Linked DNA regions of Mus musculus: all the other regions are linked to region 1. The links are chromatin loops, found by intact Hi-C in ENCODE. Cell type or tissue: heart. All regions are shown on one strand.

The links. A loop is a pair of places that touch in the nucleus more often than their neighbours do. Peaks named below come from ENCODE experiments on the same cell type or tissue, not always from the same donor. Only the 100,000 strongest peaks of a DNase experiment are listed, where the experiment ranks them.
Region 2: a loop joins it to region 1, with 2.2 times the contacts of the local background. A loop is called at or near these places in 3 of 42 quality-filtered maps.
Region 3: a loop joins it to region 1, with 3 times the contacts of the local background. A loop is called at or near these places in 4 of 42 quality-filtered maps.

What each region holds. Positions count from the first base shown.
Region 1 is chr13:111,952,846-111,957,845 of GRCm38, reverse strand. No RefSeq gene overlaps it. Among named protein-coding and RNA genes, the nearest start is that of Gm15322, 40 kb to the left of the region's middle. RefSeq lists an enhancer at 2,275-4,946. In heart, a CTCF peak has its summit at 3,026; DNase peaks (open chromatin) are centred at 535, 3,115 and 3,505; H3K4me3 peaks cover 253 bases; H3K27ac peaks cover 1,744 bases.
Region 2 is chr13:111,786,221-111,791,220 of GRCm38, reverse strand. The region is part of intron 1 of Map3k1 (mitogen-activated protein kinase kinase kinase 1); the gene reads left to right. Among named protein-coding and RNA genes, the nearest start is that of Map3k1, 20 kb to the left of the region's middle. In heart, CTCF peaks have their summits at 2,147 (motif pointing left) and 2,898 (motif pointing left); DNase peaks (open chromatin) are centred at 2,021, 2,830 and 3,171; H3K4me3 peaks cover 1,193 bases; H3K27ac peaks cover 1,726 bases.
Region 3 is chr13:112,194,140-112,199,139 of GRCm38, reverse strand. No RefSeq gene overlaps it. Among named protein-coding and RNA genes, the nearest start is that of Gm33849, 10 kb to the right of the region's middle. In heart, a CTCF peak has its summit at 2,075 (motif pointing right); a DNase peak (open chromatin) is centred at 2,079; H3K4me3 peaks cover 625 bases; H3K27ac peaks cover 731 bases.

The DNA.
Region 1 (5,000 bases):
AAAAGGGGACCAGCCGGGCGTGGTGGCGCACGCCTTTAATCCGAGCACTGGGGAGACAGAGGCAGGCGGATTTCTGAGTTCGAGGCCAGCCTGGTCTACAAAGTGAGTTCCAGGACAGCCAGAGCTATACAGAGAAACCCTGTCTCGAAAAACCAAAAGAAGAAAGAAAGAAAGAAAGAAAGAAAGAAAGAAAGAAAGAAAGAAAGAAAGAAAGAAAGAAAGAAAGAAAGGAAGGAAGGAAGGAAGGAAGGAAGGAAGGGAGAGAGAAAGAAAGAAAGAAAGAAAGAAAGAAAGAAAGAAAGAAAGAAAGAAAGAAAGAAAGAAAGAAGAGAAAAAGGGGACCTCTGACCTCTGAACACTGAGTATAGGAACTCTGCACTAATATGACAAGAGAAGATGCAAAATAAGTGTAGGAACTGAGAATGGTACATTTTCTTTCAGAGACTAAAAACAAAAATAAACAAAGCAAGCCCCAGGGATCGGGGCCAAAGCTGCCTCACCCAGGGCTAAAGGAACCTGGGTGGGGCTAACTGGAGATAACAGTTCGGTCTGGCTTCCAAGACTAGGGTTACAGTCCATGGCTTTTTCCAGTCCCCTGTTGAACATACGTATAAAACAATGGCCAATCACTAATGGCTACCTTTCCCTTAAGTAAAACTACAAGCAGTAAAAGAACAACCTCCTCAAAAATAAACCAATGGGAAATGTTTCCAGCAGGTGACTAAATTTGCAAGCATGTCCTAGATCAAAGATCACAGAGGACTCTTACTATCTATCGTTGCTTGGTTTGTAGACAGGAAAACATTAGGGTTTCCCAGTTACACATTCTTACTTGCTAGTCAAGGATGGATATATATATATTCAGAATTTCTTGATAACATGTGAGACCAAGAATGTGATTCCCATTCTTGTGTTAATGGGGAATGAGAATAGTTGGTTTATAGGAGCTCTTAAGTAAACATGTTAATGGTTAAATGGGGATTTTGCCCATTATGTTAAAAAAAAAAAAACTGCATGGGATGCTAAAACTGGTGTAAACATTGGGAAGACGCTTGCCCTATCAAAACTTGTGGTCTAGGAAATGTCACCTGAACTTAACGCTATAATAGCAATAAATCGGAGAATTTCTGTATGTGAAATACTACGTTGTGCTGGCTGGTGTATGTAAACGTGACACAAGCCAGAGACATTTTAGAAGAGAGACTATGTCCCCCACCAGCTTGTCCTTTGAACAGGCTGAATAAGCCATGAGGAGCAAGCCAGTAAGCAGCATCCCCCCATGGCCTCTGCATCAGCTCCTGCTTCTAAGTTCCTGGCTTGTTTGAGTTCCTGCCCTGACTTATCTCAGTGATGATCATGGGAACGGAAGCTGAAATATATATATTATCCTTTGCCTTTTGGTAATGGTGTTTTACGACAACAATGGTAACCCCCAACTAAGGTAAACCTGCGCCTTATTTGACTTAATCAAGAACCCAATGAGATGGACTACAATATTTCTCTGTTCACTGAAACTCAAACAATAAAATGATGAGCCTAAACTCACTTGGCCAAAAGACTCTCACTTCATCTACCAAAGCACCTCTTCCTTTTAGCAGCATGGGCCCACTCCCATCCCCCCGCAGACATGGTCTTAACAAGACTCACATAGCTGGTGTACACAGCTACTATGTGCTGTCATTGAGCCTAGGGGAGAAATCTGCTCTCCTGGCCACGTCACACAAGTCACACCAGCGTCCTTCATAGCATCTTCCAGCTGGGACTAAATAGAGAAAGCACCTTCTTCCAGGCCATCTGGTGAAGGGAGACTGGGCAGCACGACCTTTGAAGTTCCTAATACATGTGGCTTCAGCCTCTTGGACTATCAGGACTTAAGAACATAAGCCTATTACAGAGAAACAACCAGAAAAAAGAGATAAGACATTCCCCCATGACATCAAAGGCCATTTTTCCCTTCGGTGGAGGTCTGGGAGCTGTCTAACAACCAGCTCACCGGGGAGAGTTCTGATGGGACTCTGAGGTGCTCATTTTCTCTAGGTAAGAAGAACACGAATCAGCACAGGCTGGAGACACAACTGACTTCCTTGAAAAAAATCAAGAGCTTTCAAGAACAGAATTGATATTTTCTCAGTTTTGGCTGCGACTCAACTGTAAATGCACAAATTAAAGCTAGTTACCAGGAACACCTCTTTTATTGCTATTGTCACACAGACATGTAATACATTTTGATTATATCCCACCCCACCCCCCTACTATCCTCACTTGGCCACCAACATCCCCTTTCTGATCCCCTAAACGTCTCCTGTCATCAGACTTTTAAAATAAATTAGATGAGCTTTTGCTATGCAGCCCACGCTGGTCTGGAATTTGCAATCCTCCTGCCTCACCATCCCAAGTGCTAGCGCTCCAGGCTTGAGACACCATGCTCAGCTGTAGACATAAAGTTTTAACTCAGATTTTCCCACACTTTCTCCATCATTTTCCTAAATCTAGATTCCAGACAAGCCATACACGAATAAATAGGTCAAACCCTGATTTGTAACATTTGTCAGTTTCAAACACAGGAAAGCTTCCAACATGGCCAACATCAAATGTCCATCATGACAGCAACGTCCCTAAGGAGAAATAAACAATGTTGCTCCATGCCACAGTGCTTCCATAAAACATACAGGGAAGATATAAATCATCTGAAATGCAGAGAAGAGCAAAACACAGGAAAATCAGGAGGAATTGGTGACATTTCGAGGTTTGTTGCCTTTGTGCCTAACATAATTTTTGCTCGTTTTTTTTTTTTTAGTTTTAATCAATGCACTATTTAGCAGCTGAAATTCCCACCTCTGTAAGCCAATCTTCTAACCTACTTCATTTCATTTAAATACAAAGCAAAAACTGCACCTCCCACCGTGTAAAAACAGAATGCTTGGTTATGGAAAACCTAGCCACACTGTGCAATGGTCCCTTTAAAAGTCTTCCCTTGAAGAATGTTTAATCAGCTGAGCAGAGGCTCTTTACCCCTGCAGGAGTTAGGAGGATGTTAGCAGTTCACTGCCACAGGCTCCCAGGAGCCTAGCATCGTTTTGTGAAACCACACAGGGTGGAGCCGGGCCTTCTTCTCCCAGGAGAGGAAATGACCAAAAGAATACCACGTGTGGCATTCCCATAGCAGCAGAAGGGAGGCTGGAACTCCCAGAGCAAAGGGAGGCACAGGAGACCACGCCCTGGAAACTTGCCTTTTCCATGGTCGGTCGGAAAGGACCCACAGTTTGTTCTGTGAGGTTTGAAGCATCAGGAATGGTAAACAGAACAGTATTATTCTCTTATTCTCTCACCCAAGTCTTTGTTTCTTTCCGCTGGTGTCTGGAAAACCTGCTTAAAGAGTTATTCCAAGTGTTTTTGTCAAGTCTCTAATCTGTCTTCAAAAATAGCCCGGAAGAGGAAACAGGCTATTTACCCCAGAGAGCAGGGTGGAAATGGCCAGGAAAAGTCTCTCCATAGCACCTAGCTGAAAGCCACAAGTGAAGAACGGGAGGTCTGAGACAGAAGCCAGCCAGTGCTGCTAGTCTGCAGCTTTCTGCTTATCCTGTAGTTTCAAAATGGGGACAGGGGGGTCAGCTGAAATCTGCTGTTGTGTGACAGTGGGGGTGGGGGAGGAAGAGGAGGTAGGAGGGGGAGAGGGGGTGCTATGGATGGTGGGGAAGGGCCTATAGGACTGAAATTGCCGAACAGCAGGGAAATCAACTCTGTAATTCATAGCAAATCCTGTTTAATGTGCATTCTCTCAGAGGGGGCTGAGCGGGACCCGTCAGCCATACATCCAAAGTTGATTAAAACCCTGACGTTTCTCATAATTGGACCTCATTAATAAATTCCTCAGGGTTCCAGGAGGCTGTGAGGAAGTAAAGCAAAGAGGTAGGGAAATGAGAGCAACAGGAGATTGCAAGGTCCCAGATGCGGAGTTAATCCCACTCAATCAGACTGGACAGAAACTTTATGTTCACAACGACCTGCTGCTCGTCAGCCTTCTTCCCCTCCTCAGCAGGGCAGGCTTTTCTTCAGGCACTACGCCCTGAGCTTTAAAACCCCATATTCACCATGCTAACAAGTTAGGAACTGATTCTCCTCACTGGACACTCTCATGGTTTCTCAGCTTGAACTGAATTGTTATGTGTGAACTTGACTCGGTTAAGGGATGCCCAGAGAGTTGACAAAAGGTTGTTTCTCACTATGTCTAGAGAAGGCAAGTGTTTTATGAGATGGACTAGAGAAGATGCTCTCACCTCTGCAGGCTAACATTATCAAGCGTAGCATGTAGATAGGTATATACGGCCCTTGATGGCTAGTTAGAGCAAAAAAGGAAAGAATTCACTTCCTCTGTTGGAGCTGTCCTACCTGCTGTCTCCTTCCTTCTGTCCTTCCTCTGGTTTGGACTGACACTACACCACGAGCTGTCCTGTTTCTCTAGCTTAAGTGTGGTAGTCCATGGAACTCTGTAGCTTCCAGAATCTCTAGAGCCAAATTGCATGGTATATCTGCTTCAGTAGATCTCTGCATTCTGTTTCTCAGATAACACAATCGCAAACCTTGCCTGGAGACACTGACTTAACTTGTTGTTGTCCTAAATCATTCCTCATTAACAAAGGATTAACATCTTTTGTAGCAAGCTTGCTCGGTTTGTATTGTACCATTTCTTCTTCCTCCAACAGAAGTGAGCCTAAACTGCAAAACACCCACGGCTGAGATCTTTAGCAACAACAAGATGCAAATCACCCCAGTGACACCCAGACAGAGGCGCTAAACTCTGAACAAGAAAGGACAAGACCCAAACACAGGATTTGCCAGGACTTTGCATGCCTTGCTTTTGTGGTGCCTATATCACTGATATGTGAACCCTCTTCTAGGCATTTCAAAGGGAGTGGTCATCTAGAAAACCTGTGGAGCAAGGAAGAGGTGCTATCATTCAACATTCAGTACTCATCAGCCTCCATTCAACAGGGACTCCA
Region 2 (5,000 bases), 170 kb after region 1:
TGTTTTCTCTTAATTTACAGAGGCTTTTCCAGAATGGTGCTGGAAAACCGTATATCCACACTCAGACTGAAACTAGGCCTTTCACCTTGTACCAAACCACTCCAGAGTGAATCAGAGGCCTTAACGTGGACCTAATTGCTTTAAGATATAACGTAGACAAGACTTCCTGAATGGTCTGCAGTGGCTCAGAAGATAACTACAAGAATTAGAAAAGCTCCCACAACATGTTTCCCCCGCTGCTCATTGACAGAGTGAATACCTAGTATATATAAAGAACTAAGACTCATAAAAATAACCCGGTCAATAGTTACACAAATGAGTAGGCGGCTCTCAAAAGAAATACAAATGACCAGCAGGTGAACATGCTGAACATGGAAAAATGTCAGTATCCATAACCATTGGAGAAGTGCAAACCAAAACTCCACGGAGCTGGGTATGGTAGTGTATGGGTGTGACCCCAGCAGAGGGGAGTATAGGAGGAGGAAGGTTAGGTCATCCTCACTTACATAGTGAGTTCAAGACCAGCCTTAGCTACGTAAGACGACACTGTCTTAAAAACCCAAAAGGAAAGGCTGTTTTGAGATTCCTGCCTCTGGGAAACCAGCACCTGCAGCTGAGTTGGGGGCTGTGGCCTGCCGGTAGGAATGTTAACTAGTTTAACCACTGTGGAAGCCAGCGTGGAGGTTCCTTAGACAAACACAAGCAGAATTCCTGTGTGATCCAGCTGTCCCACCCCCAGCAGATTCCTAAAGAGTCTTAAGTCAGAATACAGCAGAGTTATCTACACTCTCTGCAAGGTAGACAGCCAGTTTAGGCGCCCATCCGTGGATGACGAGGTAAAGAAAGCGTGCTGTCAGCATACGCAAGGCAATTCTATTCGGACACAGAAAAACGGAGCCATGCTGTCTGCAGGAAAATGCACAGATGTTAAAGTAAGCAGGACTCAGATAAATACGGCATATTTTCTCTCTTCTGTGGAATTGTGTGTGTGTGTGTGTGTGTGTGTGTGTGTGTGTGTGTGTGAGTGACATACACACACGGGCCCCAAAGTAGAAAGAGGACTATTTGATAGGAAGGGGGCCAGTGGGATGAGGTATCGGGAGGGTAGTGGTGGACATCAGAGTATATTACACACATGTATGAAATGTCATAAGAAAGCCCACCACCCATACAGTTACTATGTGCAGACAGCATTGCTTGCTTCCTGCCAGCTCTATCTTACCCTGTGTCTGGGTTCGCAGTTCCTGCACTTGCCATCCCTGGACACCACCCCCCTGACTGCCTTAGTTCTCCACTGCCTCCCAGGTTGCTTGGCTGAGACGGCACAGCTGTCCGCCTCCCCGACACAGACTCTTGGATCTTCCTCGGGGCTGTGTTTTGTCACTAACTTCAGGAAAATCAAATTAACTAGATCACATGGGCAAGTTTCAAGCAATGGGAAAGCCCCCTGACTAAGGACAAATGATCTGGACTCAGGGTGGTTTCTTGCTAATCCTGCCTTGGTGTTTTCCTGGGGCCAAATTCTGTCTCTTTAAACCTCTTGCCTAGCATCTGACCTCCCTTCTCCATGCAGCGCCCCTCAGGGCACAGCAGATGTTTCTACCAGAGAAGGATCTTTTTGGTTCGGAGGCTCCTACAGGAAGGAAGGGCATTTTTTTTTCCTTCACAAGCATCTGCAAATACCAGGGGCATCCGTTAGCACTGCTTGTAAACTGAAAGCTGAGTAAGACAAATCTTGCCCTCAGGTAGACCCAGTCCGAGGAGGACAGTCCACCCTACTCAGCATGTACTTGCCTAGTCCATCCCTTGTGCCAACCTTTCTAGTAAGACAGTGATAGTAGACTTGAAACCCACTTCTGTCTTCATTCCCAGTCTGGTGGTAGGGACAGACAGACGAGTGAGGAGCTGTGTGCTGAGGAGGCTGGAGGAAGGTTCTCTGCACTGTTACAGGGGCTGTAGCCTGAGGGGAGCTCAGTTAGTGTCTAGGGCAGTATGGGGTGACTGACCATAGGGCCTTGGAAATGTGAGCCCATAGGCTGATAAAAGGGGTGGGGCTGAGGGGGTCTAGATGGGCCGCTCATCAGTTAAGAGCACTGTTGATTCACTCCGGTCCCAGTTAACTGTAACTCCAGTACCCTCTTCTGACCTCCTCCGGTACTTAAGCACACTCCGGATGCGCCTATGGACATGCAGGCAAAACACTCTCCCTTCAAAGGAATAATTCCAATTAAAAAAAAAAGTCCGCCGTGCCCCAGGGAGCACTGCATGAAGGGAGCACGGGCACCAGTCCTGGGGGGACACACCTCGGGAGAGCATGGTAGGGTTAGCTTTTGTTCTCCCTTCCCTCGTGCTAGGAAAACTCAGGTTCTATCAGAACACTGCCAAGTGGTTTTCATGTTTCAGTTTGAAAGTCTTGAGGCTTAGAACTGTGTCGTCCGTTATCAGCCTGACTGAGAGTTAAGTGAGATTGCTGTTCCTGACAGAGAGCATTGGCTGACCCGCGTGCTCACGAAGGAGTCGCTGTTGGTTTAGTGGGAATAATAGTTTCTGTCACACTCTCGCCCAGTACACGGTTGTTGTTAAAACTGGAAAGTGGTTCCGACGGGAGGTTTAGAAGCACGCACCCGACAGTCATGAGTCAAGCCCTGCCAGCGTAAAGCCATAGAAGTGTGATCCTGCTGAGTCATCAAAAGTGAAAAGACACTGGCACTTAGGACGGCTTCAGGGTGCCCCTGAGGTGAGGAAGGCATACTTAGGAAGACCTTGACTCCAGCTATATTTGGGGCAGGATGTCAGAGTGAGTGCTGCTTCTGTTCGAAGTGATTTGTGGGCAGGCTACCTTTGCTATTAATAATCGTCTAAATTACATTTTTAAGGAAAGAGCGCCCCCTACCGAGCAAAGCGTCGTTTTTCCTGATCCCCTTCCCTTCCTGTGACCTTCGGGTTTTCCAGACAAGGCAGTCAGCTCTAGTTGGTTCATCTTGCAGTAAAGGGGCAGCCGGCAGCCAGGATGCTCCTAACACCATCTAAACAGCACTTTGCACGTTTCAGTGTCCCAACCAACTGGCTCGTCTCATGATGGACACATTGGCAGAGAAGAAGAGAACTATTCTAAAGAGTGACTAGGGAGAGTGACATATGGCATGTGGCTGGGGCCATGATCTACTGGGAGCTGCACTCTCAGGGGTGGGGCTGCTACTGAGATGATCCTGTTACTGAGATGATCCTGTCACTGCAGGGATTCCTGGGATCCACCTGCAAATCCAGACCTACGGAGGAGTGCGATCCACCTGGGCCTTTTCAGTCTCAGGGTTTTAATAATAAATAGTGTGCTCTCTGCTGAGAAGCTGAGACATGGACGCTTAGCAAACATGCCAGCGTCTTAGCTAAGGAATGCTATTTCATAATTTTGTAGTCATGATTTTTAGAGGGTTGATACACTTTTGGTAACATGGCTTAATTAATTACTTGGCATGTATCTTAGATTTTCCACTTTGCTGAACTATACAAGCATCTGGTAATTTTTAAGGGATATGTAACCTACGGGCTGAATTGATCCGTACTTGCGACATGTTCCTCTGTATTATACAGCCTGTAAAAGGATTTATATCAAGATCATGAACTAATTAATACAACTACAGGGGCTGGCGAGATGGCTCAGCTGTGACAAGCATTTTTGCTCTTGCAGAGGACCTGGGTTTGGGTCCCAACACCAAGATGGCAGCTCACAGCCATCTGTAACTTGGGTTCTGAGAGATCTGACACTCTCTTCTGGCCTCCATGGGCAGTACTCAGACACATGCAGACACACACACACACACACACACACACGCACGCACATACACACACACAAATAAATCTTTTAAACCCACAACTTTAAGGAGTTAGAACGTGGTATAGAATGTGTGTGTGTGTGTGTGTGTGTGTGTGTTGTGTGTGTGTGAAGTCAGAAGCACCAAGTGTAATTCACAGGAGTCCAGTCATTTGTTTTGTTGTTGTTTGAGCTTAAGATATATCTTGAAATGACAGATGCCTAAATAATGAATATTAACTGACCGAATAGCTAATAGTCATGAGAAGATGGTTTTAAAATTATAAAATACTCGGTTATGGCAAAAGTTATACTTTCAGATTAGCCCTCAGAAGCTAATGTGAGCCAGGGGTAGCGATGATCCCAGCACTTGGAAGGGAAAGCTGGGCAGGCAGGCAGCTCGAGGCCATCCTTGGTCACAGTGGGTTTTAACTGATATATGCGACCCTGTCCAAAAGTGAGAAATAAGCCATAATTTCATGAGTTGATACAAATTAAGCATTTCTGGTAATGTTATCCCCGGTTCTTGGCAAAGTAGGCCAGGTGCCCACAAAGAGGCCTGTGCTAGAGAGTTGGACCTCAGTGTAGGATGTCACTGTGGCTGCACTGCCACCAAGCCTGGGCAGGCGCTCCTAGCCCCCCTCCAGCCCCTGATGCTCTCCAGTTCCCTGCACGCCAATATGGAGAGTGGCTCTGTGTCTTTTAAGGGATGACATTGATGATGCAGTTAATCTTCTATGAGACCGCAACAGTAATGTTTTCGTGTAAAACAGCCTGGAAACCCATGCTTTGCACTCGCTACTTAACAGCTTGAATGTTCTTAACAGCTTTAGATGTCTCTAAGAGAGCTTTGAAACGATGCCCATGCCTAGTAACTAAGTTAGTACTGTTCTTAAAATCATCAAGCATTGAGTGTCTTCCCGGGCCGTGTTATCACAGAGCGTGTGTGATCCACATAGCTTCTGACCAGATGGAGATCATGTAAGAGTCCCACGTTTAAATATGCTGGTCACCAAGGTTGCTCTAGGAAGCTTTGTTTCTGATGCCGTGTCCTCGTGCCGTAGGGAAATTGCACCTGTCATTTGACAGAAATTATATGATCCTAGTACCCACACTGAACAGACCCAATCCCTGACTCCTGAGCCCAGAAGAGCCTCCACCATAGTCTTCATGTTCTTCATGTTTCTAG
Region 3 (5,000 bases), 240 kb before region 1:
TCTGGTATTTTAACCCAACAGCAAGAAAAATAACCAATAGCGCGCTCTATGCTACTTACTCTCTTTGGAACTTATTTGGTACCCAGTGAAATTACAAATTGAGTGGCTACCAAGTTTCACTTTATCTTCCGATTCTACCAGTAAATTTTAGGTATGCATGTTGCAGCTAGCATATTAAGTCAAGTGAAAAACGACATTCGTAAAAAAGCCATCTTACTATTTTCAGTAATTTTCCTACCTTCTAGTGGACTTGCCTGCTGTCTAGAACAGGGTTCCACCCTCTGACTATAAGCCATGGGGTCAGAAGACTGCATTCTGCAGTTTTCTCTGGATCCACTCTCCATGCATCTTACTCATTTAGAAATTATTCACATTTCCAAGAGGGAAAATTATTTTAGATGGAATGTTTAAAATGTTCTAACGCCGTGTTCCACTGTGGGAATAAATGCTGTAGAAGGGAGTTTTAAAGAACCTAGAAGTTAGAGAGACAGATTTCAGAAGAGGTCAAGGGAGCAGTATAACTTCTACTCCGCACCCGGGCATTCGAGCTACGAAGAAGTGAGAGGACTTTGGGTCAAACCCCAACAGGAAAGACTGCTGTTGGAGACGCAGCCAAATGTGTGACTCGTGCCCAGACATCTTTAACTTGTCCTGTCTTGGTGGCCAGAGTGCTTTTATACCATGCAACAACTGTCTTCTTTAGCAGTAAAATTGCTTATTGAAAACAATTTGGATATGAAGAGATCACCATTATCTCCTCCTTAACCTTATCAGCCTGAGGAAAACATGCTTTTTCCTTATTTTTGAAGTTTCGCTACTAAAAGATCAAATGGACTTAAAAGCATTATTTATATACAAGGAGAAGGAAGTTCCCAACATGTTACATGAATCCAGTTCAGCTAATAGCTGTAAATAAATGGTCCCCAAATCCCAGAGGATTTCTGTCTCTCACTGGAGCACAATTGGAGGCTCTGTGGGTGTGAGCTGGGGGGGATTCTCCTCCAAATCCTTACAGCGTCTGATCCCTGGGCTGGCAGAGAAGAGGTATGTGGGGGAAATGGAGGAGGAGCCTGGCTATGGAGTCTATGGCTTCTCTCTGTAGTCTAACTGCAAGTTAGCCTGAGAAATAGCATCCAGCTGTCTGTTCAACGAGAAGAGGAAATAAGTAGGAAGAACTAGGCTCTGATGTATAATTTACCCGAAAGGTCACGTTAGCAGCAGGCAAGCTGCATGCTACCCCACGTGGGTTTCCTTTAGGTCTATACTGACTGCTTTGAAAATTCAAATTAGTCCAAACTTTTGAATACCGAATCATTTCGCTACCAAAGAAGGAGATCTACTATTTTTGGTTTCTCTCAAAGATTCTCAAAGATCCAGAATTCTCAGATATTTTCTGCTTCTGGCTTCAAATGGTCCAAACCGAGTCGGGGCTGCCCCCTGAGCTTATGCACGGTCTCCAGTTGGCCTGGCAGCCTGGTGCACTCCAGATCGACCTGATCCTCCAAGATGTCAAATCCACAGTGGGAAAAACAGAGTGAACAAGGAAAGGACATTCAGAAATAGATCCACTGGGAGTAAGCAGAGTTCAAGCCTGGGCTTTTCAGGCCATCCAATGAATGACTCCTGACTGAGGGGAAGTCTCTGCAGGCAGAGGCTCAGGGCAACACAGACTGAGAAATCTGATGATCCCCCCACCCTTCAGTCTTTGAATAAACAGCAACAAAACCAAACAAACTAGACAGATTCCAACAGAGCAGTAACAACAATAAAGGAACAGAGATTTAGCTGTTGGACATACAAACCCAAACCTGCTAGCTGGCTTGAACTAGGAGGCAGGATCATAGCGGGCATCTTTGAAGCGTGTGTCCATCCTTCTGGATTGACTAGCCTGCTGTGAAGGTAGACTTGGAAGTTAAAACTGATAAAATGTAGACGAGAAGCTTACAAACTGATTGCAGAAAATTCTTTTAGAAGGGGTACATGGCAGCCCTAGGAGGGGCCAACGAATCTCATTCTCCCAGACTCCCCCAAGTTCTGAAAATTCCTAAGCCAGCTTTGTTTCCGCAGCCCGCTGACAGCAGGTGGCGCAGGACCCGCCCACCCCTGCTGGTTTTGGTCCCACGGGGGAAAAACCGTGGCCAGAGATCCAAAAAAGCAAGGCGACTCCTTTTTCCTGCCTGGGTCATTTCCATGAGTCATGCACGCACTTTAATCTAGTCCTAACTATGGGAGAGGAACATCAAAACGACTGTCTGATCTTTTTATCAGTATCTAGTGGAAAACAAAAATCCCCTTTCATAGGATCCTCACAGGACGTGTTTATTTGCCCTTTTCATCTCGTTGCCGGCTCTTCCTTCCCAGAATCAGTACGGAGGAAGAAAAAGGAGCCTCTGCGAAAGGCAAAGAAAGGGTTTGATGGCTCAGGTCGGGCAGAGATGTCAGCCTGGAAGGAACAAGTCTCCTTAGAGTAACTTAAGAATTCTTCTCGCTGAATGCTTTCCAGCTGTTTGTAGGAGTGTGCGGGTCGGATCTCTTTGGCTGGAAAAGCGGAGGACCTGTTGGATGATTCTAATCTTAGACTTTTGGTGTCAGGTGGATGGATCTGGAGTTGAATCCTGAATGTAACACTGGTGAGCCGAGTGACTTTAGGCAATGTCTTTGAGTAAGTTTAAATTTAGCGTTTAGATCCATAAAATGACCACTAAAATAACAGTATTGATACAGTGCCCACATACCTGTCAACGATTAAGCTTCTAATCTCTGCCTGACATTGATTTATGGATTTTGGGTGTAATGTTTGATTTAACCACCACAGCAATCTCAGACTTGAGTACCATGACCAGGCCCATTTTACAGATTGGGAACCTGATACACAGAGTTAGAAGAATGTGTTCAGTGTCTTGAGGTTAGAAGGCAGCGTAGTACCCTCCTCCAGTGGTTAGGGAGTCTTTAAATATGCTAGAAGATTAGTTCCCAGTAAATGAACAGCGTATAATATATTTTAAAATAAAAGAGAAACAGGAAAGAGTTCCCCTTCCAACTGCTCCAAGCACTAATCACGTCTGTTTCAACCAAATGAATGATTCTGTCGTTACCCTTTATGTGAGAGCAATTCATAGTATGTCTTACGTTTTAGCCCAAGTTACCCAAAATCATGGAGAATCTTCCTATAAAGGCTGCAGGCATCACCAGACTCTGGGCCAGGAAACGTTATATTCAAGAATCTGCTCTGTTCATCTTTTGAGCCTAAAGGGGCTCTAGCGGACCCACGCATCACAAACGTGGCCTTGCACTTCCCCCTCCCCATCTCCTTTTCCTTGCTAAAATCTCTTAGATTACATTCCTAAAGCTAGCCACCAAAGTCACTTTCCTCATTTGGGCACTGTCTCCTCCTGAGGCTGACTACCAATGTCCAGCTAGCATAGTACTGAAGTCTGGCATTCAAAAGCCTCTTTTTGGTTGCTGTGATTAACATGTCCAATCAAAATTAAACACATCATCCTATGCCGCCATATGCCTACGGGCCAGATCTGTCTCCTCTCTATCCAGAGAAAGTCCTTTGTCCTTTGGGGACAAATATCCCTCCCCCACCCCCTTGGTCCTTTCCCCTTCTCTCTCATCCTCTATCTCCTGTCTTTGTCTCTGATTCTCTGACCTTTGTTCCTTTTCAGTAAATACAGCTTCTTCGCGCTGAGAACTTTGTCTTGGGCCGGAACCTGTCCTTTCACAACTGACTAAACCAAGGCCATCAAGCTACTGAAAACCTACTGTCTATGAATGAGCAATAAATGTAGGAGTGTGCTTTAGAGCAGAATATAATCTCTTCCCTCAATGTGTGCTTCACAGACATGTGTATCATGCATACATGTGCTTGTATATACACACACACACATACACCCCTACTTGGGCATTCAAGACCACACTTTGGAAGTGATCCAGCTTAAGCTGGATCTTCCTGTGAGACTGTTTGGGACCACGGTCAACTAACACAACAGAAAGTAGGTTTTCACTGTTCTGGAGTCCGGAGGCCAAGGTCAGTTTTTTCTGACACTTCTCTTCATGGATTGGCACCAGTTCGATGCCTCATGGCCTTTTCTCGGTATATGCCTGCAGAGTCTGATCTTTTCTTCTCTCTCCTCGTCCTTCTCCTCACTTTTCTCCTCTTCCCTTTCTCCAGAGCTTCTGGATTAGAACCACATTCCTGCCGACATCTGTAACACCCACTGCTCCTTAAAGCTCTCCACAGCCTTCTCACCAGGGATTACGGCCTTAACATGGGAATCCGAGGAAGACAATTCAGCCCATAAAGACTGGCTGAGGTCGGGGCCCGTGCATTTCACAAAGCTGTTCTCAAATTATTCTCATTTTCCATGGACGGAGGTCATCTGGTCACCAGCAATTATGAAAGGCTATGAATGGGGCCTTTCTAGTACACAGCCCTTGAACACAGGTTACACAGAGCAGAGCAGACCCAGTCAGTTGCGGGTTTTTTGTTTTTTTTTTTTTTAGCAGAGTAAAAGAATTCTTGGACTATGGGGTGGTAGTCTCCCTGAGATTAGGTCTTGGTGGCTACGGTAATCCTAACACTAAAGGACACATGAGAACACAGGTAAACAAAGAGCTATGAACTGGAAAGGGCCAAGCTGCAGAAGGAATGCATGTTTTCAAATGATTCGCATCCTCTCCTGTGTATCGCTCATGTGAATGAAGCTTGCCTGTCCTGACTAACCATGGGCAGGTTTTCCTACAGCCTCAGAAATCTCAACGGTGCTGCCTAGGCTAATTTAGGAAGATTCATTGATGCTTTTCGGGTATTACTAAAACCTGCTGGGTATATAAATGTGCTGTTCTCCCACTCTCTCACCCTCCCCTTTGGCCCCAGGTATACTCAAGGATAAACACGTGTTTTTATAGGCAGGGATATGGGTATAGCCAGATGGCACAGGTGTGGGAAAGCTCGGAGGTATCCATTTATGAAAGCCCAGATAATATTGCTTCTA